3 separate regions of the Mus musculus genome follow, and regions 1 and 2 are each linked to region 3. Evidence: chromatin loops called from intact Hi-C (ENCODE). Cell type or tissue: heart. All regions are shown on one strand.

Region 1 (8,000 bases), 430 kb before region 3:
AACAGAGTAGATAGAAGAAGTACAATTGCTTTGATTCACAGATGCCTTGGCCTGGCATAGAAATCCCTAAAGATCCCCTGTTTTCAAAATTCCCATTAGAACTAATAAATGAATTTAGTAAGGCTTTAGGAATCAAAATATAATATTTTAAAAAGCCAGTTGTGTCTAGATGATATGAACTATAAAAGGAAATTAAGAAAAGAATTTCACGGCTCATTAAGTAAAGCAACTCCTGTCAAGCCAACAACTTAAAGGTAGAAGACGAGAAGTTACTCTTGCACGGTGTCCCCTGACTTCCACATGCATGCAACTAGTTGTTGTTGTTGTTGTTGTTTTTAAGAATTCCACTTACAAAAGCACCAATAAAAACAAAATGCTTAGAAATAAATTTACCAACTAACTATACAACTTCTACTCAGAAAATCATGGTTAAAGATCGTTAGCTAAAGATAAATAAATAGAGAGGTTTTGTTCACAAACTGGAAGACTTAAAACTGTCATTGGTATGGAAAGTCTTCCCCAAACGAACTACAACTTTTTTGTAATCCTTAGTCCCAGTGAGCTCATTTCAATTTTTGCATAAATTGATAAGATGATTCAAAGGTTTGTCTGGGAAGTCAAAGGGACCTAGAATAGTCAAAACAACCTTAGGATTGGGAACCAAGTTGGGGGACTCACATGTCCCAATTTCCAAACTTATTACAAAGCTACCCTAATCAAAATGCTATGGCATTAGTACAAGATAGACATAACAGTGTCAACTTGATTGGGAGCTCTAAAAAAAGCCCGATAACTGATTTTTTACATAATGTACATAATTTAAATAATTAAAGGATGAAAAGATTGTCATTTCTCAAGTGGCATTGAACTAGATAACTATATGAAAATGGATCATTTTAACCAATAGGTCAGAGAAGGTCCCCATGATGGAATCCATGACTTTGTAAGGCAAAGAGGAAAGCACAGTGGGCACACTCTGTGACTCTTCTCATGTGTGACTCTTGTCATGTGATAGCCCGCATCGTTGATGACAGAAAGCAGGCCAGCACTGTTGCTATATTAGTTTAAATGTCCTAGCCCCCAGGGCTAAGGGAAATACATCTCTCTTCTCTATGGAGTTACCCAGTTTGTGCCATTTTGTCATAGTAACAGAAGCCAGCCCAAAGCAGGAGGCCTGAGTCAGTTTCTCATCCTCCCAGAATTGTGCTTAACTCTAGAATTCCAGCTTTCTGTTCCCTTCCCTCTGGAGTTCTATTTTCCTTATTGGGTAAGTTCTAAAGTGGTAATAACCACATGTCAAACTATATTGTTACGTGCCTTTTAAAGTTTATCCTGCTTTTTGTAACACGTTATAATTTGCCTGAAGACCAGCCCCATTTCTGATGTATCTGTGTACTCTAGCCAGGAATAATTTCCTCATACACACTGGAAACATTGGTTCTGCTGCTGGGATTGCATCCACGTGAAAGGTTTCTCCAAACACACAGCCCTTGAAGTTTAGTCATGACAACCTCATCAGGAGAGCCTTCAATCCTTTAGACTCACCTCCAATGTCCAAGCATTACCTTTTCAAGGAGCTTGGCATGCCATTTGAGCTAATCACCTTGACTATGCCTAGGGGATGCTTCCACAGGGGCTAGCTACCCTGATATTCCCATGCTGGCTTATCTTTGCCCACTGACTACAAACTGCTGAAGGATGGTTACTCCATTTTGCTCCCCTTAGAGCTGCTTTGCACCTAGCCAGTAGCTGCGTGTAAGTGTGTCTGCGGCATAAACAGATCATAAATAGACGCAAAGGCCCAGGGAGACTCCTGACTTCTCACTGAATGCTGCTTTTCTGCCCCTGATCCCAGATATCAGGCTTTCAATAGTTCCCCAACATTGACAAGAAAGCCTGTTGACTCTCACCCCATCACACCAAGGCCCCTCCCCTAACTCCACAACAAAACAACCGTGAGGTTCATGTGAAGACAGCCTGCACTGAAGTGAAGCCAAGGAGAAACCGTTGTTTATCAAACTTAAAAGACAAACATTAGCATGCCTCCATTTAAACAGAGTTCTGAGGCTTGTAAAGTTCAAGTTTCATTTCTGCTTGGCCAAGTGGAATTTCCTGGTTTAATGTAAGAAAAGTTGAAGGGCCTCTATGAGAAGACGCTGAGGACTTTGGGAGACTCCCATTTTGCTTCAGTGATTATTGTCATATCCATTTTCCTTAAAAGGCATTAGTTTTATTTTTTTTAAATCTTGATATTGATTTAATGCCAGGTATGATGTTCTGAATACTGCTCAACACAGCGCACAACCAGGTAGAGCTGGTTCCCAGGTCTGAGGGTGACTATTTCTGTGATGGGGCAAGGAAGGTTCTGAGAAGCAGACTGGGGGTGGAACATGAGTGGGCTCTGTTGTCTACCTAACTCTGATTCATGTAACATTAGGACAGTTACTGACACCTTCTGTGCCTCTATGTCCCCGTCTGGAAAATGGGTTAATCGCCTCACCTCGCAGGGGTGTTGCAAGGTTTAATGAGGTAATGATGTTTGAGCTCTTTGAGCTTCAGATGAAAGTGATAGCCCAGAACAAAGCTTGCTGGTGATTATGCATAATTAAAGCTCTGTAGGAAGGTTGGTTTGAGTTACCCCCAAAGCCATCACAAGAGAACCCAGGCTTAGAATAGACCCAATGTGCAAGCCCCTGGGAGTTTTCACCCCATTGTGTGATTCTACTAAACTAACTGTCATGTTTCATGTCCCATGAGCAGAGCCCCCCAAGACAGTGTGGGGCAACTTATATTACCACTGTCACCCTGAGCCGATGCCTACTGCCCTGACCCTTGAGATATGTTAATCAAATGGCAATGGATGCTCACGCACGCACCCAGTGAATTCCTTTACGTTTCTGTACAATTTTAAAGGCATCAAGCAGAACCACTTCCATCGGTCTGGTCCCCCATGTGATTGTGAAACCCTACATTTCATTTAGAAAAGGAAAACCTCTTAAACTACAGAGTGTAAAAGAAAATATCGGTTGTGCAAATTAGCATCAGAAGGACATAAATGACCCCAGGTTAGTCTCCACCCAACGCAGTTTAATCAAAAACAGAAGAGGGGATTGAATTCAGTGACGCAGATGAGGGCTTCCCAAACAAGATGGACAGAACACCAAAACCAAACAAAAACAAAACAAAACAAAACAAAAACAAACAAACAAACAAAAAACCCAAAAGAGATACACGGCCCTGCCTGCGCCACACTCGGCCAGACAGAGAGCTCTTTCTTCCCTGGCAGAAAGCAGCCTGTGTTCGTGCCACTCTACAGACATGCACAAGACACAGGTCCCGGAGTTTCTCCATAGTGTAACAGCCGCAGCCTGTGTCACCAGGCTAGCGCCAGAGAGGGAAAGTCTTGGGTTGTGGTGCGCCTAACATGCCCACCTCCCTCGGTGTGCTTCTACCTGATGACCCAATACATAGCTTTTTTTCGGTAGCTTAGGAGCACTTCGTCTGTGTAAATGGAGGAGCCTCTGTGAGGAGGCAAAGGAAGCAGCAACCTGGATGGCCAATCTGAGAACCACAGTCAACCTCAGAGACGAGCAGCACTGTGCTTTGAAGGCGCGCAGGGGCTGGGAGTCGGGGATTAGCTTTAAGCCAATAGAAAGGCCTTCTCTTTTTGTTGTTTGCATTGGGACAGGCTTTCCTTGTGTGACTAGGATGGCTTGAAACTGGAATTTCTCCCAAGACAAGCCCACTTCTAACAGCACTAGCCGGCGAGGAAATGGACTGTTCACCAGCTTCCCAGGCGTCTGTGTGGGGTTTGAACTGTCGGCCTTTTACAGGGAGAAACACTGCGGACTCATATTCTGCTGTGAGGAGGAGATAATACCAAAGACTCATGTAGACCTTCACATCATCGCTTCAGAAGCTGCATGTGAGGCAACTCCTCTCCGGGCTCCTCTTCCAAGTGTCTATCTCTCCTTGGACACTCATCTTGGGAGAATTTAAACGATCGTTATAAAGAATAATTTCCCTAGAGGATACAAAAACTTCCACTTTGTATTCCGATCTGAGTCACGGGGAGAACAGTCCAAAGGAAAACACAGCAGAGACTGGGCTCCTGAAGTCCGGAGAATACCAACTGCAGGCGTGGTGCTATACCGACTCTGTCCTCTAGGTGGCAGCATTTAGTTATAGCTGCGCGTCCACGTCTCCTTTCAATGGCGCCTGGAGGACGACTGGGTTGAGTGAGTTTGACTTGGTCCGCTTCAATTTTCAAACTATGGAGCATAATCAATGAAGATTTTAATATCATTAAATGAATGCCTCTGCTGGGGAAAAATAGTTGGAATTCAGCTCTGCCTGACAAAGAGGAAGCAGCCTATTGATCACACTCAAGGTCATAGCTGGCTCAGAATTGCCAGCCTATCACGTTCCCTTACCTCCTCGGATATGCAATCTTTTTCCCCTTCTGCCTTGAAAGCTACGTTAAAGCAACATAGGCTGGTTATGACTGTTCTGTTTTTCATTTCCAGGTAGTTTTTAAAGATTTAAAGATGGACAAGGCCGCTAACTGTATCCAGTAAAAAATTTTAAAAAGTTATGTACTGTGTTTACAGCTAAAAATCAGGGCACGATGCTAATACTGCATATTATTATAGACTAGGAAAAAGACTTACAAAAAAAATCCTCATAGGCCAAGTATGCCTATAGAGGCCAAGCAATCAGGTCTCTGTGCAGGGGAGCCACTATAATTTATTGATAGGAAGCCTCGTTGTAGATGAACATCCAATTGCCACTTGATTCTGTCCTTAAGAAAGCAGTCTATGAAGTTGTGAAAGATCCTCTAGGGCAGACATTCCCAACCAGTAGATCAGGGTCAACCAGCCAGGCACCTAGCTTACCTGGAGCACAGTCAAGTCAGGGCTGCCCACACCCTCTCTGGATCAGCAGGTTTCTAGCCTGTGCTTCCAGTTAGGAAGAGAAAGTGCAGTCTCTGGACTGGCCTCTCACCAGGGCCATCCACACTGTGCTGGCCCAGGGCTGAGACCTGATGATGTCCCTTTGGGAATTGTTCTACTTCTCTGATGAGGGTGCTGGTCACTGCCCTGGGGTCAGAAACCCGCACTCATTGGGGAGTTTCCAAATCTTATTGTTTGTTTGGCTTCCTGAAACCTTCCTTCTGTGTCTAAAAACCAAAATCTGTTTTGCATAGGTACTAGTACTGTTGTTGTTGTTGTTGTTGTTGTTGTTGTTGTTGTTGTTGTTTTCTTTAATTAAGAAAAGGAAAGAGTAAGCTTTAAAAACTCCATAGCTCACCTGAAAAATAACAAGAGTAGTCAAGAGCACATGAAGGAGTTCTGAAAGGGACCAACGTCAGAGCTTGTCAGTAAATACAAACAAGGCCAGCAGGAGAAACCTTCAACAGGAGCGGAGCGCTCTCAATATACAAGCTAAGGCTTACTCGAATTACCGACAGTAGTTAAGAACAGCAATGGGGCTTGCATAGTTGGGCTTCCCCACTTCAGTGCAGCTTCAGGAGACTCTCCTATTTGTTTGCTCAGCTGCCATGACAAAGTACTACAGCTGGTAGCTTACATAAGAGACATTTCTGAACTCACAATTCTGGATGCCTGAATCAAGATCCAGCTGTCGCAAGAGCTGGTTTTGTTTTGTATGTTGTTTTTGATTTTTGTAAGAGCTCACTCCTTGGCTCGCAGACAGATCTCTCTGTCTCCTTGCATTTTTTTAGTCTTCCTGCTGTGCGTGTCTGTGTCCTAATCTTTTCCTGTAAGGACAGGTGTCCATGTACAATTCTCCCATATGGCTTCATTTTGGCATCAAGGATCATGTCTTCCAATACAGCCGGTCTGATGTGAAAGCATCAGCACATAATGCTGATGAGGGATGTAACTCAGCATGCATATTACACAACCTCTTTACACAATGCTGTGTGTGTGTGTGTGTGTGTGTGTGTGTGTGTGTGTGTGTGTGTGCACTCGTGCAAGCGTATGTCTGTGCACTCACACACACACAAACATGTGAACAAACATATATGATGTTATATATGTTTGCATCTACACATATGTATGTGAACAAACATAATATACATAAACTTATCAAAAATTATTTTAATGCACATATTCCTGTGTACAACTGAAGGAGACTACACAAAGTCTTTGTCACCCTTACCAACAAGGTAATAGCTACAGGGACATACCTGTAGATCAGAGCCACTCTAGTATGGCAGGGATGGGGCTGGTGAGGGGACAAGAAGAGGGATTTAAACCAGCATGCCCAGCCCTTGCCCTACCTCCCATGCTCAGAATCAACACTTGTGGAGAGAGGCCACAAGAGAGTCCAGTAGAAAGGGTTCATTCACAGGCCTGACTTCATGAACTCAAATCAAACTTGGGTTCAGAAGAAAGCAAGAAGATCCTCAGGATGCAGGTCCTCCTAACAGAGCTAGTGGCACTGCTGAGAAGCATACATGGCCAAACAACCAAACCCCAGGGGTCCCAGCACATTGTCTGGGACAAAGTTTTAAATTCAAACTTCTCTCAGAGCAGACAAAGGCAAGTCTGTCTGTCTCTGCTTCTCTGGGGAAAATGCCTTGGCCATTAACCCAGTCACCCTAGCAGTTGTGACACCTGATGCTGGCCTTGCAGTGAGCTGCGGAAACACGTTACTAAGGTGGCCGAGGGAGCTGGAGCGAGCCAGGACACACAGATGCAGTGGCTTCTTGCTGGGGGAGGGGCGAGGGGGCAGTGAGCCAGGGCAGCCGAGCATGTGTGTTCCAGAAAGAAAAGCAAACACGGATCCACCTGGCGCTTCCCTGTGTCCCCTTCACCGAGCCTTCCCACTTGTGCTTGCTTTTAATTTATGACACGAGGCACTAAAGGGACCGTCTATAGATTTAACATTGACATTTCCTTCATGCTGTAATCCTCTGAATCCCATTTGCTGTAAATCTCAACCAAATGGCAGAAAAATGACACCTCCCCTTCCCCACCAGCGAGTACATTATAATGAACTATCTTTTTTTCAGGATTGGAGAATGACTGAGTGAGACCCACAGGCTTTGGACACCCACACTCCCCTCACTAAAGAGTCTGGACCACAAACTGCCACTCTAGGCACCTCTCGGAAGGGCTTTATGCAAAACAGCTCTAGCCACAAGGTTTTCACACTAAAATAACTCAGGGTATTACAAGGGCGAGGGGATAGAGTGTTATGTGGCTCCAGATGCCAACTTCGATAGAGCAGGCTATTTTCTGACTGCTTTACTTACTTGAATAGAGCTCTACGTAGTCGTTATGCATATAGAAAGGCACACACAAAGGAAGAACATACTGCCCTGCATGCCTACAAGAATTTTGAGATTTTTGGTGAACAAAAGAGTTGGGTTGTCGTAAACCAAGTGTGCCCAGGTCCCGTTCCCATGCTTCAGCAAGGCAGGTATTTCTCCCTCCACACTCAGACTTCTGATCTAACACCTCTCCATCCGTTGTCCTAACCCCTCAGGCTCTGCCTCCCCTGTGTCTCACAGGTTTTCCTGCCCAATGATGCTACCTGCAGCCGTCCCACCTGGGAAGCAGAGTAATAGTCTCCCAAAGATGCCAAGGCCTGGGGCCAAAGTTATATGCAGAAATGAGGCTTTTGATCAGAGGGTTTCAACGTGGGGAGACTATTGCAGATTTTACAGGTAATCACAAAGACCTCAGATGTGGGAGGAAAGATGGACAAGTCAGGTTTAGTGTGCCTGATATAAGAACCCCTTATCCTGTGGTTTCTGGTCTTAAACATGGTGAAGGACCCATAAGGCAGGGCATCGCTTTCACACCTGGAACAGCAAACAGCATACTTTCCCTTAGAATGTCCAGAAAAGACAAAGCTCTCACCAACCCAGGGGCTCCAGGTTGAATTCGAACTCTGGACCTAAAGCAGTGCTGTTTGTGACACTAGGAACACAATAACTCATCGTAACAGCAGAAGGAAACGGGCATCCC
Region 2 (8,000 bases), 160 kb before region 3:
ATTACTAGGCTCACAAAGCCTGTGCAATCTGCAAATGAGTTCAAGGTCTTCTAGACTATTTAAGTTTCACTGGCTGTGATCTCTGATTAGCCAAAGTCCTGAATGACTTTATCCAAGAGCGTTTGAAAGTGTCATCCCGGACAGTGAAAGAACAGTGGCCATGCTGTGTTGACTGTCTCAGAGCTATCGAATCTCCTTCCTCATGAGCTTAAGGTCTGAGCACTTAACTTAGAAATTACAAACTTTTAGGTATGCACATTTCAAAGGAAACTTATTTGAGCAAAGGACCTCTCCTGTCTTGGGCTACTGGGCACTACAGCCTCCAGTTCAATGGATAGGTAGAGCTGCGCCTGCCTTGAAAACATGATTGCTTTCTTTAGTGCAAATGGACAAAGTGTGCTTAATTTCCCTTTAGCAACACAGTTTTGTGTGGAGCCTCCTGTCAATGAATGAGGAGACAACAGAGTCAATGACCTCTAACAACTTCAGGATAGCCCCTCTTTGTCGAGGGCTTTCCTTTCAGAGCTCTTACTGAGGATGTTGTCAACTATGATCACCACTGACACAGCTCTGTGTCTCTCGTTACAGAGGAGAGGCAGACAGACACCCAGTAATCCTCCCTCTGACTTCGTTACAGAGGAGAGGCAGACAGACACTCAGTAATCCTCCCTTCTAGCTTGCAGGTCATCTTCACCAAGCATGTGCTCACCCCTGCCAGTCTAGCCTGAGGATCGGCATCCCTAAGGCCTACAGCAGCCTGGACGGCTCCTCACTAGGTAACTCTGGCAAGAGAATAGGCTCAAATGACATTGAAGTTAGGACTTAAGCACCAAGCAGTCAGCAATTCTCAGCTGCATCAATACAAGGACATTTTGGCCTTGAACAACAATAATATCTTCCACCTTAAAAACATCTCTTCTGAGATAGGACACTGGAGATTCTGAGTACATTATCTTAAACACGCTACAGGCACACTGGCTATGACAGTCAGAACCCCATGACTGGTCTCCCATTTTGAGGGGCAGCCTCACCCTCCCTGTCTAGCTCAGTGAAGAAAACATTATAATTTCCCTATGTGCTATTATGCATAAAAAAGTAAACAAATATTGTGATATGTAACGGAAAAGTTACTGCTATGCCAGATTCTTATCCATTAATAAAAGAGTAATTTCTATAACACCTCAAAAGCAAGTAAATGTTTTGATGTTGAGAGAAGTACAGCACATTTCTCTCACTAACTAAGGAGTATTTCACAATGAGAATCTACTATTTTGAGACCTGGAAACTAACAACAGAGTACAACTTAGGGCAAGCTCAGCCCCATGACTTTAAGCCTTCAGAAACAGCCTGTCTCTTGGTGGGTGACCATGAAGGCACACCTCTGCTCTGAAGACAGAGAGGTAGGTCCTGAACATTTGTGTTTACCTGCAAAGAACGAATTACTTCCCTGCACTGCTAGAGTATCACTCAGGGAAACCGGAGCCAGCTAGGAGTCCTTCCGTCTACAGAACCCTAGTCAAGGACTTTCTCTGGTTTTCTAAATGCTCATGCTGCTTTGCAGACTGGCTATCAAATTTGGTGAACTGCGTTCCAAAACATCTAGGACCTTGTTAATAAGCTGTTTATTTGATAATAAAATGGGAAATGCTACCCTAAGTAGGAAGAAAAAAAAATCAGTCAATATTCTTCCTTTAAGCAAAATTAGATTTCGCTGTTTGTAATTAAAAGAATGGCTGGTTAGGCCAAACCCTTGCAAAAGCTGTGACGGAGAGCTCTGAGGTTCTCTTCAGCAGGTCCAGTCTTTAGGACAGCCCTGAACACGCAGAAGGTTCCTTCCCATCATCCACTCTCAATAACAAGACATCTACAGAAGTTCTCAACTCTGCCACTACATTCTACAGGATAACAATGCTTTTTCAAATGTACATTAAAAATGAGAAGCTGGGCTGGTGAGCTGGCTCAGCAGGTAAAAGTTCTGAAAACCTGAGTTCACTCCCTGGAACTCACATGGTAGGGAGACCCACGTGGTTCCCTCACTTCCACAAGAACACCAAGGTATGTGTGCAACCTCAACACACAAGCAGATCCATGCAAGAGGGGGAGGGGGAGGGAGGGAGGGAGGGGACAAACAAATGGCCATACTAACTTGAAAACTATGGATCAAGAAGGAATTCAAGGACAGAAGAGCTTGTAGCAACTTCTATCGGAGGATTGTACACACAGCAGCAGGCACAACAAATAACAAAATCCTGCTATTCTTACAACATGTCACTGATAATTATTCCTACAGAAAAGAAAAATCTTCTATCACCAAAGTAGGAAGGCATGGCTATTTCTTTGGGAAAATAAAATAAGTGTGGTTTAAAACCCCAGAGCAAATGTGAGGCCTTCAATATTACAAACTTCTCAGCATCTGCAGAAACTGAACAGATGTCCCAGCCGACTAACCAACAGCGTGCATGTACAACTGCCCTCACTGGAGCAAAAACACGTGCTGGGAAACGTAGGTGGCCTGTCATCACGGAGGCAAGGCTTGGCCCAACAGTTAATGACATGGCAAATATTTGAAATTGATGTTGTTCAAATTATCATGACTATGCTCTACTGAGATACCAGCAGACAGCAGTCAGGAAGGCAGCACACTCAGAGACCAAGGCAACAGTGCAGGGACTCAGCGGCAGCCGCCACGGTCACTAACCAAGTCCATCATCTTCAGCCCTTCCAGCAGCTTGCAGTTTCTGTTCTTCAGCCTGTGGGCTTCATCGATGACCACACAGCGCCAAGGAATATTACGCAGCTCAGGACAGTCCGTCAGAATCATCTCGAATGTAGTGATGATGGCGTGGAACTTATAGGACCCCTTTATCACTCGACCCTGGGGGGGGGGGGGCACAGCACGTGAGAGCTGTTTCACAGGACTGGCTATGTTCCTACATTTGAGCATAAAAAAGCTTCTAAAATATATGTATTTAACCCTTTGGAGACCTCTGTATTTTAGGTGGCACATTCTGTTGTCAAGTTTTCTGGTTACAGTTATTTTAGTTAAAGTAGGACTTTGAAACATTTCCTTTTAAAAAGAAACTGGTGAAGTACTAGAAAAATTTGGGGTCAAATTTCCTTAGAGAGCACATGTGAATAAAGTGACATTAAGTGCTCCAGTCTAGTCACAGCCCACAGAACCTAACAGGAAATTCAATGCTGAGGTAACGTTAATTTTTTTTTAAGTTTCTCTAACTTAATTTTTTTCTTTTCTTTTTTAAAACATTTCTGTAAAATACCAAAATATTTGAAATTTAAAAAAGAATCCAAAGAGGATGAGCCTTATAATTTCTCAAATCTAAAGATAAAAACAGATTTCAATATTTTTTAATCTTTTAACTATAGGTCACACTTTGTATTGTTACCAACTCTACAACAGCCTCTACTACTTAAAGATTACACATGTTTTAGCATATACCATCCCCTATCATGCATGCATAATGCTTTATTGCCAGTAAGAGGTAATAACTACAAGCAGGTAACTACAAGACAAGATTAGAACAATTCTTACACGAGCAAGCACTAACTCCCTCTTCTGTGGCATACTTGGATTTTTACTTAATGACTTTTTCACTTCTGATCATAGGACAATAAAATGTCCCCCCTGGTCACATTTTAGCATCATTTTTGTGTGTGTGTGTGTGTGTGTGTGTGTGTGTGGCATTGTCTTAGGCATACAAAATAGAACTAGGTTACTAATATGTTATAGAGTTTGTGGTCTTAAATGTTAAGTTACTCTTTATAATAATCAGAATGACAAATGCTAAAACCAGTATTCATGGATGTAGGACAATTTTCAAACATGCATTGGATAAGAAATCTCAAGCAAGTTTCTCAAGTAAGGGAAATCGAGGCTTCTATCCCCAGGTCATAGAGATCTGAGTCTTCAACCCTCTAAAACATATACAACATGCACAGGGGTCACACCCCACCGCTTTACCTGGGGATCTTTGAAGTACATTTCATACAACTGAATGGTCCGACGGCTGGCTTGGCTCCCATGGTACACAACCACGTTCAACTCCGTCCAGGTTCGGAATTCCCTTTCCCAGTTGGGGATCGTGGACAATGGGGCAATTACTAAAAAGGGGCCATGGATTCCTTTCAAGTATATCTCATAGAGAAACGTAATGGACTGGATCGTTTTTCCCAAACCCATCTCATCTGCTAAAATGCAGTTTCGCCTTTAGGAAAGAAAAGGACAGGAAAGCTTCGTGATTATCAGCTGTCACTCTCTTTTTACAGAGTATACACTCCATAAATGCATACCCCATACCACCTTAGCTATTTTCTTAGTTCAACAAAATATATCTCAAAGAAAAGTTCCCAGCAAACAGATATCATTTCTACATAGATCCATTGATTAATTTGGTGAATAAATTAAGTATATTCCAACAGTTGAATTTTAAAAACGTATTACAGCATTAAAATTTATATTCTTAATACCACAAAGGATATGAGCTACAGCATTTATTGAAAGTAAAAAGAAGCATGTTTACATACATGTTGTACCAATTGAAAAGTAGCCAGTTTACTCCCTCCAACTGGTATTCCCTGAGTTTGTTATTGTTTTTATACTCCCTGGAACTCTCCGATTTCTTCCAGTCATCAGCAGGAGGTCGCTCCTGTTCCAAATATAGTAGATGCCATTAGTGGTTTCTCAGTGACTACACCACTATGCTATGCCCAAATCAAACCCTTCCCCGAGAGCCAGTCCTCACCACACGCTCGGTTTCCGGCTCCCTGGACATGAGTTTTTCAAACTCTTCGATCTTTGTTTGATCTATGTCCTGCTTCAGCTCCCATGTGCTGTCTTCATAAGGGAGTGAGCACCACTTCACCAGGTAGTGAATCACAGGCTGGGCCAGGTTCAAACAAATCAGAACTAAAGTCATTTGACCAAATACTATATATTCAGGAAAAGACATGAGCTCTGCTTCCCTGACCAAGACAACCCCCAGCACTGGGAAGACTCAACTGCCCACATTTTATAACTATAAGCACTGAAAGTGGTCATTTCCAGTGTATACTAGAAAGTGGATTATTGGGTATTAACAGAAAAAAAAAATGAGCTTTTTATCTGAATCATTGGTTCATGACCAAATATTAAGGAGTAGCTAATGAATACCAAAAAGCCAAATCAAAGGTTAATTTTTATGTAATCTAATTACTCAATTACATGATTTGGATTTATTATAGTAAGCTATTTGTTTATATAACTGAATAGTTGCCTGCAGAGTGAAAAACAGACAAGTTTTTTCTTCAAGGGAAAAACTATCCTGTTTGCTCTCAGTCACTTACAATGGTGAATATGAGTCTGGAAGACTGAAGGGGAAACACTTTGGGTGCTCTGAGTCAGTGGGAATTCTCCTTGAGGGAAGGAGGATTTCTGTGTTTAACGTTTCAGTTAAACACAGACTAGAAGCTTGGTAGTGGAGGCTTTGACCAGGCTCAGACCTTGATTTTGTCCCTTCTGTCAACACATGTGAGCCACCCAGGGTAACACAAATGATCTCTGTTACCTCGCCCCGGTCATCTGTGCTACGTGCAAAGTCCATTATCCGGTCAACTTCCACATAGTCTGGATTAAAAAGGTCATCCTCAATCTGTTCCCAAGAAGGAAGAAAAGGCTTAAAGTCTCGTTCCTGTCTCCAGAGAAACAGTAGTTCACTTTTCACTAGGCAGGATTTTGGGTCACAGCAACACAAAATTTGTATTTGACATCTTCTATTATATTAATTGAAATGCTACAATTTAGCAAAATCACTCCCTGTGAGGAAATCAAACTTCTCAGACTTTGTTAACTGAGTATTTTAATTACTGTGTGAAGCCTTCTACTGTGAGAGAATGTTTAAGAATATTTCAAATGAAGTGTGAAATTACAATTCACTAATGGGCAATCCAAAAGGCCTATGGCATGCAATACATTTAGCATTCTTGAAAGTACAGTCTGCAGTGAAGAGTCAGAGCCACACACAGTACATACTAGCTAGTGAGCGCATCTAAGAACGCTGCACAGCACCACGTACAGAATGTTAGCATAAGCCACCAACCCTGAAATCAGCAGGTCTCACACTGGTCTGTGAGCATGGTCGGGATGGTTGGAAATCTTTGCCAACCGATATCACCACCTCACATAGAATAACAGTCGTCCCATTAATCTTAAACATTCCAATAACTTAATTGTACTGAATGTGAGTGTTTAGGTAAAAGAATCCAAAGTAACCTTAAACACAGTTACTAACTAATTTAACTAATATTCTAACAATGTTTGTTTAGAAAGAATACGAGGCTAGAATACGCTTCAAGCAGATTCTGGTTCATACGGAAGAACAGACTGCTGCTCCCATGAAAGCTAAAGGCCACGTCATACTTTAAGAAACCTACATCTGTGAAGGTTCTGATCTGAGTCAGAAACAAAGACACACAGTTACGCGTGCTGTAGAGTAGCTTAGTTAACACTCTGTAATGCTTACACGTGAAAGGCAGCTTAGAGTCAATCAGACCTCATTCTCTGTCACTCTGGCTATTGTACCCACTTAAAATGTCCACCCTGGGTGCTTTGGATTATGAACTATGAACCAAACAACACAGACACAAAAAAAATGCCTCTGCTGCCTTCCGTTTTTCCTCAGAGGTGAGCGGTAAGAAAAAGAATACACTACGGCAGTGTATTCGATTTAAAGTGTTAACGTTCTGATGAATTTAGCTTTGCCAAAAGTGCTGGATTTAGGCAATTAGCACGTACATATTATTTATATACAACACAAGCCGTAAAAATACTCCACAAACTAGTCCTGGATGACAAAGGCCCTCTGTAAGACCACTGTCTTTCCAGCATGAGCTTTCATAGCCAATACCCAACGTGTTCTCTCCTACACCCTCTTCCAGTGCTCTGTGGCATAGGCATATGATGGGCTTCCTGGCCTAGATGTTATTTCTGAGTAGACTGTAGGTTCAGGAGAGTCAGGAAGGCTAAGTTTCAGCAAAGACTGCAACAGCAGCCATAGCCAGAGATCCTAGACAGAGTCAGGAAGGGGTGCACAGAGCTGTACTCTTTCCTGCTAAGATTCCAGATAGAACTAAGATTTCTAAGTTGCCATTTTACCAGGGTGCTTTGTATCCTGGATGCAAGTGACATGTGGACAGCAGGTTCAGAGAAACAGGCTGTATATTAGGGCCAGGCACAGTTCCCTAAGGAGTGAATACAGGAGCCAGAGTCCAGGTAAACTGAATGAACAGGGCCCTGATTTACAGACAGGGAAAGCCCACGGAGCTTCCTGGTTTCCCTCCTGCTGCGCCTCACAGAAGGTCAACAGGACACATGGGTCCTCTCTCTGCTGATGCTGGTCACCCAGCATCTCAACATTTTAGCTTAACTTTCATAAAAAGGGGCACAGGAAATAGAAACACACAGGTTTATTTTCAGACTACTCTTAAAAAAAAAAAAAAAAAGCCTTGCTACCGTTCTCCCAGGAGAGAGAACTGAGTCACAGTCAGGAGCCCAAGCCACCCGGTGTCAAGCACTCAGTGCTATTGAGACAGCAGGGCAGGAGGCTGAGACCAGAGAAAGCAGCGCCAGGTATCCTAGGCCGCCTGCCTGCTTGCCTGCAGGTACCCTGAACATGCTCCAGAAAAGCACACACGTGACCTTAGACTCTCGACTCTTCCATCTCTTCCTCCTCCACAGAAGGCTAAACCTGAAAGGCTGACCAGTAGGAGCATTTCACAACCCTATCCTTCACAGCTTATGTGCAGTTACGTCTTTAGTTATTTCCTTTTTGCCTTTGCCCCTGTCGGTGTGGAAGGAACAAACCCCACAGACTCACATTTGCAGGCAACCTGCTTGGGCCTGGCTAACACTTTCTGGAGAACAGCTAAGAAACCATCAAGTAATCTCCTTCAAAGTTAGAGAGCTGCTGGTTTTTAAATCTTCTTGTCTTGTATTTGAACATAAGTTA
Region 3 (8,000 bases):
TTGCTTCAGTCTCTGCTTGCTCCAACCTAAAGATTTATTATTAAACATAAGCACAGTGTAGCTGACTTCAGACACACCAGAAGAGGGCATCAGATCTCATTACTGGTTGTGTGCCACCATGTGGTTGCTGGGATTTGAACACAGGACCTTTGGAAGAGCAGTCAGTGCTCTTGCTGAGCCATCTCTCCAGCCCTCTGCTCCCCTACCCCCATTTAAAAATATTTATTTGTTCTATGTAAGTACACTGTCGCTGTCTTCAGACACATCAGAAGAGGGCATCAGATTCCATTACAGATGGTTGTGAACAACTATGTGGTTGCTAGGAATTAAATTCAGGACCTCTGGAAGAGTAGTCAGTGCTCTTAAGTGCTGAGACATCTTTCCAGCCCTTATTATGACATCATATATATATGATCTTCAATCCCTTATTACCATGGCCTGTTTCCCCTCCCACTGATCTTCCTCTTCTCTAAGCCTCCTTCTAATTTAATTCATTAGATCTATTTTTTCTTTCTCTCTTTACTACTATTGTTTTTGTTTCTTCTTCTTCTTCTTCTTCTTCTTCTTCTTCTTCTTCTTCTTCTTCTTCTTCTTCTTCTTCTTCTTCTTCTTCTTGAGACAGGATTTCTCTGTATAGCCCTGGGTGTCCTGGAAGTTACTCTGTAGACCAGGCTGGCCTCGAACTCAGAAATGTGCCTGCCTCTGCCTTCCAGGTGCTGGGATTAAAGGCGTGTGCCACCACTGCTGGGTGTTTGTTTGTTTTTCAATACAGGATTTCTGTGTGTAGCCTTGGCTGTCCTGGAACTCACTCTGTAGACCAGGCTAGCTTCAAACTCAGTGATCTACCTTGCCGACTACTGTCACTTTCCTAAGTCAACATAATTTCTAACTACTTACTAAATATTTATTTCACACCCACAGATAACAGAAAAATGTAGCCCTCAAGCCTCACCAAAGAACCTTTTTTGAATAGTTGGAGACCACTACAGCAGGCCACACTGGCCAAACTTCAGAGAAGGACTTACTGTAAAGTGTCCAGCCACAGTTGATGTATCTACTGCATAACCCTACAGGTAATGCTCAGGGAACATGAAAAGATTATAGGATCCAGAAGACGGAGACATCCCGGTTAAAGATAGTGTCTTCTATATATGACAGGGAAGCTGTACCCATGAGATCTCAACAATATCTCAGCCTAAGCAAGTCTTAACAATGACAATGCCAGTTGACATGCCAGTGTGAATGGAGGGAATGTCACAAGGCCCCATCCCTGGATGAAGAATCGTAGGCAGTTAATGATTGCTGAGAAATGGAGGCTCAGTCTTTTGATTGATGAGCCTTGAGTCCTATACATATAGTGATATACAATCATTTGTTGCTTAGGCACCACGAAGATATCCTGAGAAGCACATCCTTACACAAGCTGTCATTGGACGAACCTCGCAGCTGGTAGGTACAGTGACCTAGAAGGTCCAGGTCTGTCATTCAACACAGCCTGTTGATGCAACCAACAGGCATGATCAACAGGAGGGGCTGCTGCTGCTGGCCCCTCCTTATGTGCTGCTTACAAAAGCATTCCTCTGTAAAGAGTACACATAAAATGATACAAAAAGACAAACACACAGACCAGCAACATAATGGTTTATTACCATAGTCAAGTATTTATGTCCTGTGCACAACCACATGTACTGTTCTTTCTGTTTGTTTGCTTGCTTGTTTTGTTCTGTTTTTTGTTTTGTTTTTGAGACAGTTTTTCTCTGTGTAACAGAGCCCTGGGTGTCCTGGACTCACTTTGTAGACCAGGATGGCCTTGAATTCACAGATATCTACTTGCCTCTACCTCCTGAGTGTTGGGATTAAAGGTGTATGTCAGCACACCTGGCTCTTTTTTTTTTTTTTTTTTTTTTTGACATTATTCTCAAAGAAGCCCAGACGGGTTGTGAACTTGAAATCTTCCTTTACAGTCTCCTCTCTCCAAGATAGTATCTATCTATCCCTCCCTCCCTTCCTCCCTTTCTCCCTCCAGTTGCAGGTGACCAAACCCAGGGCCTTCCTGCACTTGACCGGTAGGTATATTTACATCAGTGTCACCACAAATACAAGAGTGATATAATGTGCTAAGACTTTTAGGGTGGCTATGACATTATAGGTATCAGGGTTCTCTCAGCTCCATTTTGATCTTATAAGACCAGGTGCTGTTTGGTGATGGCTGGATTGTCATGCACACATAACTATGCTTAAAGCCGAACTGACGTGACCTCTGGGACTTGCATTAACAGTGTGAAGAAATGGTGGAGCACAGACAAGAGAGGCCATACATTGATGTATGTTGGACTTATAATACCCAGGGAGGGAGGCAACACTGCACATTTCTTTCTACTTTTGTGTATGTTCTGTTTCGTTATAAAAAGTTCATGAGGCCATTTGAAAGTCCAGTACTTCCCTATGTGGCGAGACAGTGCAGACATGGGTCCTGAGGAAGGCTGTTGGTGAAGCCCAGAGCATCTGAACGACCATCTTCTTGAAGAGGAGCAGGAAGCTTTTCTGATGAAACTTCACGGTGCTGGGGTTGTGTCTAGCTGTGGCCTACTAACTTTGTCACCTTGAGCTCATCTCTTACCTCCAAAGAACTCCAAGGCCAGCATCCTCCATCCTTACCTACCTGTGAGGCAGAGATAGTAATTGTGCCAACCGTATAGAACTCATTGTGCCAAAGGAAGCCATGCACAAACCCACCATGCTCCACCCAAGACAAAGTTAAATGTCCAATGGCAGTGTGGGTGTTTTATTTCCCAACAGAATGGTCACAAGAAATAAGGACATAGAGCCAGGTATGGTGGTGCTTACCTTTAATTTCAGCACCCTGGAGGCAGAGGCAAATGTTTGTGAGTTCCAGGCCAGCCCGATCTATAAAGTGAGTTCCAGGATAGTGAGTTCCTTTTTTCCTGTCTAAAAAAGTAGAAAAAAAGAAAGAAAGAAAGAAAGAAAGAAAGAAAGAAAGAAAGAAAGGAAGGAAGAAAGGAAAAGAGAAAGGAAAAAAGAAAGGAAGGAAGGAAGGAAGGAAGGAAGGAAGGAAGGAAGGAAGGAAGGAAGGAAGGAGAAATGAGGACAGGTCTAGAGTGTATAGTGCGACAGAAAACTATTGGAAGTGGCAATGGTGCCCCGGTGGAATGGAGGAATCTAAGGTCTTTGTCCACTGAGGTCATCTGGAGGTCAATGATGACATCATCATGTTCGGCTCATGATGATGTGTAGAATGCAACCAGAGAACAGATAATTAAGCAAGAAGCGCCAGTGGCAACGGGAACAGTGGAAGCTGTGTGCTTCCTTATTTGGATACGAGGAACTTGGGCAGCGAAGACAAGGGAGCCCTTTTGCAGAAGGATGGGAGTTGAGGGGCAGGAGACACTGTCCTCAGCTAGGTAGAGATGGGAGATGTCCAGCAGCCTGCTCCAAAACTCTGGGAGATTGGAAAAAAAAAATCCAGAGAGAGTTAAGGAAGGGAGCTGGGTTTCTGAGGTCTTGGTGGAAGGTGTCTGATGTTAGAATCAGCTTCATACAACAAGGATGGCCAGAGCAGCACAGGGTGGGCCCCCTTAGTGTCAAACGGGCAGGCAGGTGGCAGTCTATACCCTCTGTACTGTTGAGAAGAATGTTCTGTGGCCTTTGAAGTCACCTCCTTTATGTGACAGGAAAAGGGTGAGAATTAATCGCTTCTCTGAGTGGGCCGTGGTGGAATAGAGCCCCCCAGCTGCTGGAGGTGGAACTGCAGCTGTCTGATACTAGCGCTGGAAGAGAGCCCAGCCCCCAAAGCTAAGGGGAGACACAGCTCAAAGAAAACACAGCCTGCGACAGGCAGAGGCCCCATGGAGTGCTAGAACGGGAAACATTTTTTGTAAACACTGTTCTCTTCTCTCTACTCATCGCCTTTATTTCCACTCTACCTCATACCATGTCTGTCTCATCCTGATGTTAAGGCCAAAGAGCCGGTTAAGACAGGAAAACCTGTATCTGGAAACGTATTCACCTGCTTTGTGCTAAAATGCTCCAGAAGTATGGAGCGTGGCCTTCTGATAAGGGTAAGAGTTGGGAAGGATACATTGAAATCTACATTTGCCTACCCCACCCCTGTGCCTGCCCCTCTTTTCCTCTGCCCCTCCCTGAAAACCGAAGAAAAACATGCATGCTAATTGAACCCTCTGAGCTACACCCCCCACTCTTTTTACTTCTTAATATTTTGAGACATCTCACTAAGTTGCCAAGGCAGGTGTTGAATTTTGACTTTTAGTGTCTTAGCTTCCCCTCTATCACAGATCTGGAATTAAGACATGGCATAGGGACTCATTTGAAAAGCACTCTTGGGGCTGGAGAGATGGCTTAGAGGTTGGCTAAGCCATCTGAACTGACTGCTCTTCCAGAGGTCTTGAGTTCAGTTCCCAGCAACCACATGGTGGCTCATATCCATCTTAATGGGATCTGATACCCAATTCTAACGTGTCTGAAGACAGCGACAGTGTACTCATATACATAAAATAAATAATTCTTAAAAAAAAAAAACCAAAGCCCACTCGAGCCTTGAATTTGTGTGGGGCTGGGATACATTGTTTTTCTGCCAAGGCTTAGTGAGGCTGTATCTATTATCCCAGCTGTGGAAGCTGAAGCAGGAGGATCACTTGAACCTCTAAGTTGGAGACTAGCCTGGGCAACATAGTGAAAACTATTTCATAAAACAAAACAACAATAAATGTTCTTTTTTTGTGTGTGTGTGTGTGTGTGTGTGTGTATTTGAGTCAGGGTTTCTCTGTGTAGCCTTCCCTGTCCTGGAACTCACTCTGTTCACTAGGCTAAGTTCAAACTCAAACCAGCTGCCTCTGCCTGTCTCTGCCTCCCAAGAACTAGAATTAAAGCCTGTGTCACCATCATCTGCCTCAAAATGTTCTATTTTTAAAAAAGATTTATTTATTTATATGTAAATACACTGTAGCTGTCCTCAGACACTCCAGAAGAGGGCACCAGATTTCATTATGGATGGTTGTGAGCCACCATGTGGTTGCTGGGATTTGAACTCAGGACCTTTGGAAGAGCAGACAGTGCTCTTAACCACTGAGCCATGTCTCCAGCCCTCTATTTTTTATACTAATATTATTTTAATATTGCAGCCAAACCTAGTTTTAATTAGTATAAGTATTAAATTAGCAACTTATTGTGGAGTATAAAAAGATGACAATGTTTGTAAGAACATAATGAACCAAAATTTTAGCTAAATTATCACCAATTAGACCAAATCTATCTTTATCTACTTACCTACCTATCTATCATCTACCTACCTACCTATCATCTATCTATCTATCTATCTATCTATCTATCTATCTATCTATCTACCTACCTATCCATCTATTTTGGATGCAGGTTTGTACTACACTGTCCTAGCTAGCCAGGGACTCACATGTAAATGAGGCAGACATGGAATTTGCAGACACACAGCTGTCTCTGCTTCTCAAGTGCTGGGATTAAAGACGGGTGACCACTCAAGCTCCCCATCCCTAGAGAAGTGCTATGCAGTCTATAAGCACTTGCAAAGGAGAACTTACCCTTTTCAATGGACTCTCACTAGGTATAGAAACCGCTCTTAAGGACAAACCCCACGGCCAGCAGTAGAAGGCCAACACAAAATGAACGCAATGGCAGTTTTGTAGGTTCCCTGTTCCTTAGTGCTTTGTCTGAGTATTCGTTTTATTCTTTTTTGTTGTTGTTGTATAGTTTTTTTGCATATACATTGTGCTTTCCTTTGCCGTGTTTGCTTCTGTGTGTGTCCCCTGCACCTACATGTGTTTCCTGTGATTTCCCTTTGACTGTTTTGTCCTATTCTGCTTTGTTTGTTATTTTATCTTATTGTATTTTTTGTTTTTGTTGTTTTTTTTGGTTTTTTGGTTTTTCGAGACAGGGTTTCTTTGTGTAGCTCTGGCTGTCCTGGAACTCACTTTGTAGACCAGGCTGGCCTTGAACTCAGAAATCCGCCTGCCTCTGCCTCCCAAGTGCTGGGATTAAAGGCGTGCGCCACCACGCCCGGCACTGTATTTTTTAAAAATTAGTTTTAGATGCCTGTTTGTATTCTAATGAGGAAAAGAGAAAGAAAGGGTGTGGATTTGTGTGAGTGGGGAGTTGGGGAGAATATGAAAGGAACTGGGGGAGGGGAACCATAATCAGACTATATTGTCTGAAAATATATAGTTTCAATTAAAAGACTTGTGCTACTATGCATTGAAAAAAAGTCTTCTTAGTCAATCAATATTTGCTATGTTGGGCTCTGTGTCAGAGTCTAATGATGCACAAATTAATATAAGCTACAGTCTCCGACCCCACAAGTCTCATGTACCTGGGGAAACACAGTTGTGTTACAGGGATTACATAGAAAGTATATGGAGATTTCTCCTCATGTGACGGGAATGAGAACCAGGGAATACATTTTCAGAGTTGAGGAAGGGTTCGGAGGAGACTTGAAGAACAAAAAGAAAATTTTCAGACTTAAAGAGAAGAAGAGACTGTGTTGATGTTTACTGGTCAAGTATGTCCTTAGCACGCACAGGCCCTGGCTTCCATCCTTAACACAGAAAGGGAGGGAGGGAAGGAAGGAAGGAAGGAAGGAAGGAAGGAAGGAAGGGAGGGAGGGAGGGAAGGAAGGAGGGAGGGAGGGAGGAAGGAAGGAAGGAAGGAAGGAAGGAAGGAAGGAAGGAAGGAAGGAAGGAAAGAAGGGAGGATAGGCAGCAGTACATTCAGGTAGTGGATCTACTATAATAGAAACATAGAACAGAGTGACCATTAGTAATTTTATTCATGTAAGAACCATGCAAAAATATGATTAATCTTCTTTCACGCGATGCTAGATGAGTAGGTTCTCAACCTGTGAGTCTCGACCCCCTCGAGGTCCCATAGCTATCCTGCATATCAGTTATGTATATTATGATTTATAACAGCAGCAATATTAAAGTTATAACATACCAACTAAAATAATTTTATGACCGGGCATCACCACCATAGCATGAAAGACTGTGTTGAAGGGCCTCGGCATTAGAAGCACCTGAGGTGCTGTTGAATGAGAACTAAAAGAGAGTCAAGCTTAGAGGAATAGAAGAGAAACTCACCAAAGAAGTTGCAGGAAAGGGCCGAGGAGTTTCACTTTGTGTGGCTGATCTCAAGATTATGCCATGTTGTGACGCTCCTGCAATGTTCAAGAGCTCTCTAGAAACAAGAGAATGAGGGAGACGGAAGGGCCTGTGGTGAGGCGTCGGGATGGGGCAGGCACTGCAGGAGACGCTGAAAAAACAGCTTCCACAAAGTTCAGAAGCAGCAGTAATAAAATCAGAGCTCTTTGGTGAAGTCAGGAAGCTGTGGTTACAGCTGTGCGCAGTAGCTTTTCAGAAATGGGATAGGTTCAGGAGATGCCATTTCTGAACCCAGGAGATGGCCTTGGGCTTGGGCACAGCTCCCAAGCGGCCAGAGAACCAGGGCAGAGCTTTCCTTGGGGGGCACACTGGAGCCATGCAGATACCAGAATAGGTCCAAAATGTACAGGAGACCCAGTGAGCCTTCCCAGGAGGCACCATGGCAGGTTTATGTTTAGTGCAGCCAGGGTGGGTAAAGCTTAACACGGGCCTATAGTGCTCTACGCTTGCTTAATACTTTTCAGTACAGTCAAGCACACATCACACAGCCCTTGCCTTTAGCTATGCCAAGTGTTAGGTTGAGTGGCATTAATTATAACCACATTATTGTGTAAACTGTCATCGCTATTCATTTCCATAACTTTTTCATTATCTCCAATTAAATGAATTATTTGCAGCCACTAAAAGAAAATTTCTCATCTCCTCCTTCATACTCTGTAATAACCATATTTTTGATTCCCATCTCTGAATTTTGCCTGTTTTGGGTACCTTATTTATGTGGAACCACAAAATATGCTGTATACATGTGTATGTGTGTCTGCTTGTCTGTCTGAGGAC

The links. Peaks named below come from ENCODE experiments on the same cell type or tissue, not always from the same donor. Only the 100,000 strongest peaks of a DNase experiment are listed, where the experiment ranks them.
Region 1: it touches region 3 in a loop (13-fold over the local background); 25 of 42 quality-filtered maps call a loop at or near these places.
Region 2: a loop joins it to region 3, with 2.4 times the contacts of the local background. A loop is called at or near these places in 2 of 42 quality-filtered maps.

The regions. Positions count from the first base shown.
Region 1 is chr4:9,093,417-9,101,416 of GRCm38, reverse strand. No RefSeq gene overlaps it. Among named protein-coding and RNA genes, the nearest start is that of Gm50597, 24 kb to the left of the region's middle. In heart, no CTCF peak of the experiment used is centred here; DNase peaks (open chromatin) are centred at 4,196 and 5,596; H3K4me3 peaks cover 565 bases; H3K27ac peaks cover 920 bases; H3K27me3 peaks cover 317 bases.
Region 2 is chr4:8,823,107-8,831,106 of GRCm38, reverse strand. Chd7 (chromodomain helicase DNA binding protein 7) reads right to left here. Exons shown (of 38, transcript NM_001277149.1): 9 at 5,562-5,645; 10 at 4,761-4,898; 11 at 4,543-4,664; 12 at 3,980-4,223; 13 at 2,699-2,875. Among named protein-coding and RNA genes, the nearest start is that of Gm46842, 84 kb to the left of the region's middle. In heart, a CTCF peak has its summit at 4,640; no DNase peak of the experiment used is centred here.
Region 3 is chr4:8,662,609-8,670,608 of GRCm38, reverse strand. No RefSeq gene overlaps it. Among named protein-coding and RNA genes, the nearest start is that of Gm8273, 19 kb to the right of the region's middle. In heart, CTCF peaks have their summits at 3,756 and 5,014 (motif pointing right); a DNase peak (open chromatin) is centred at 3,748; H3K4me3 peaks cover 334 bases; H3K27ac peaks cover 734 bases.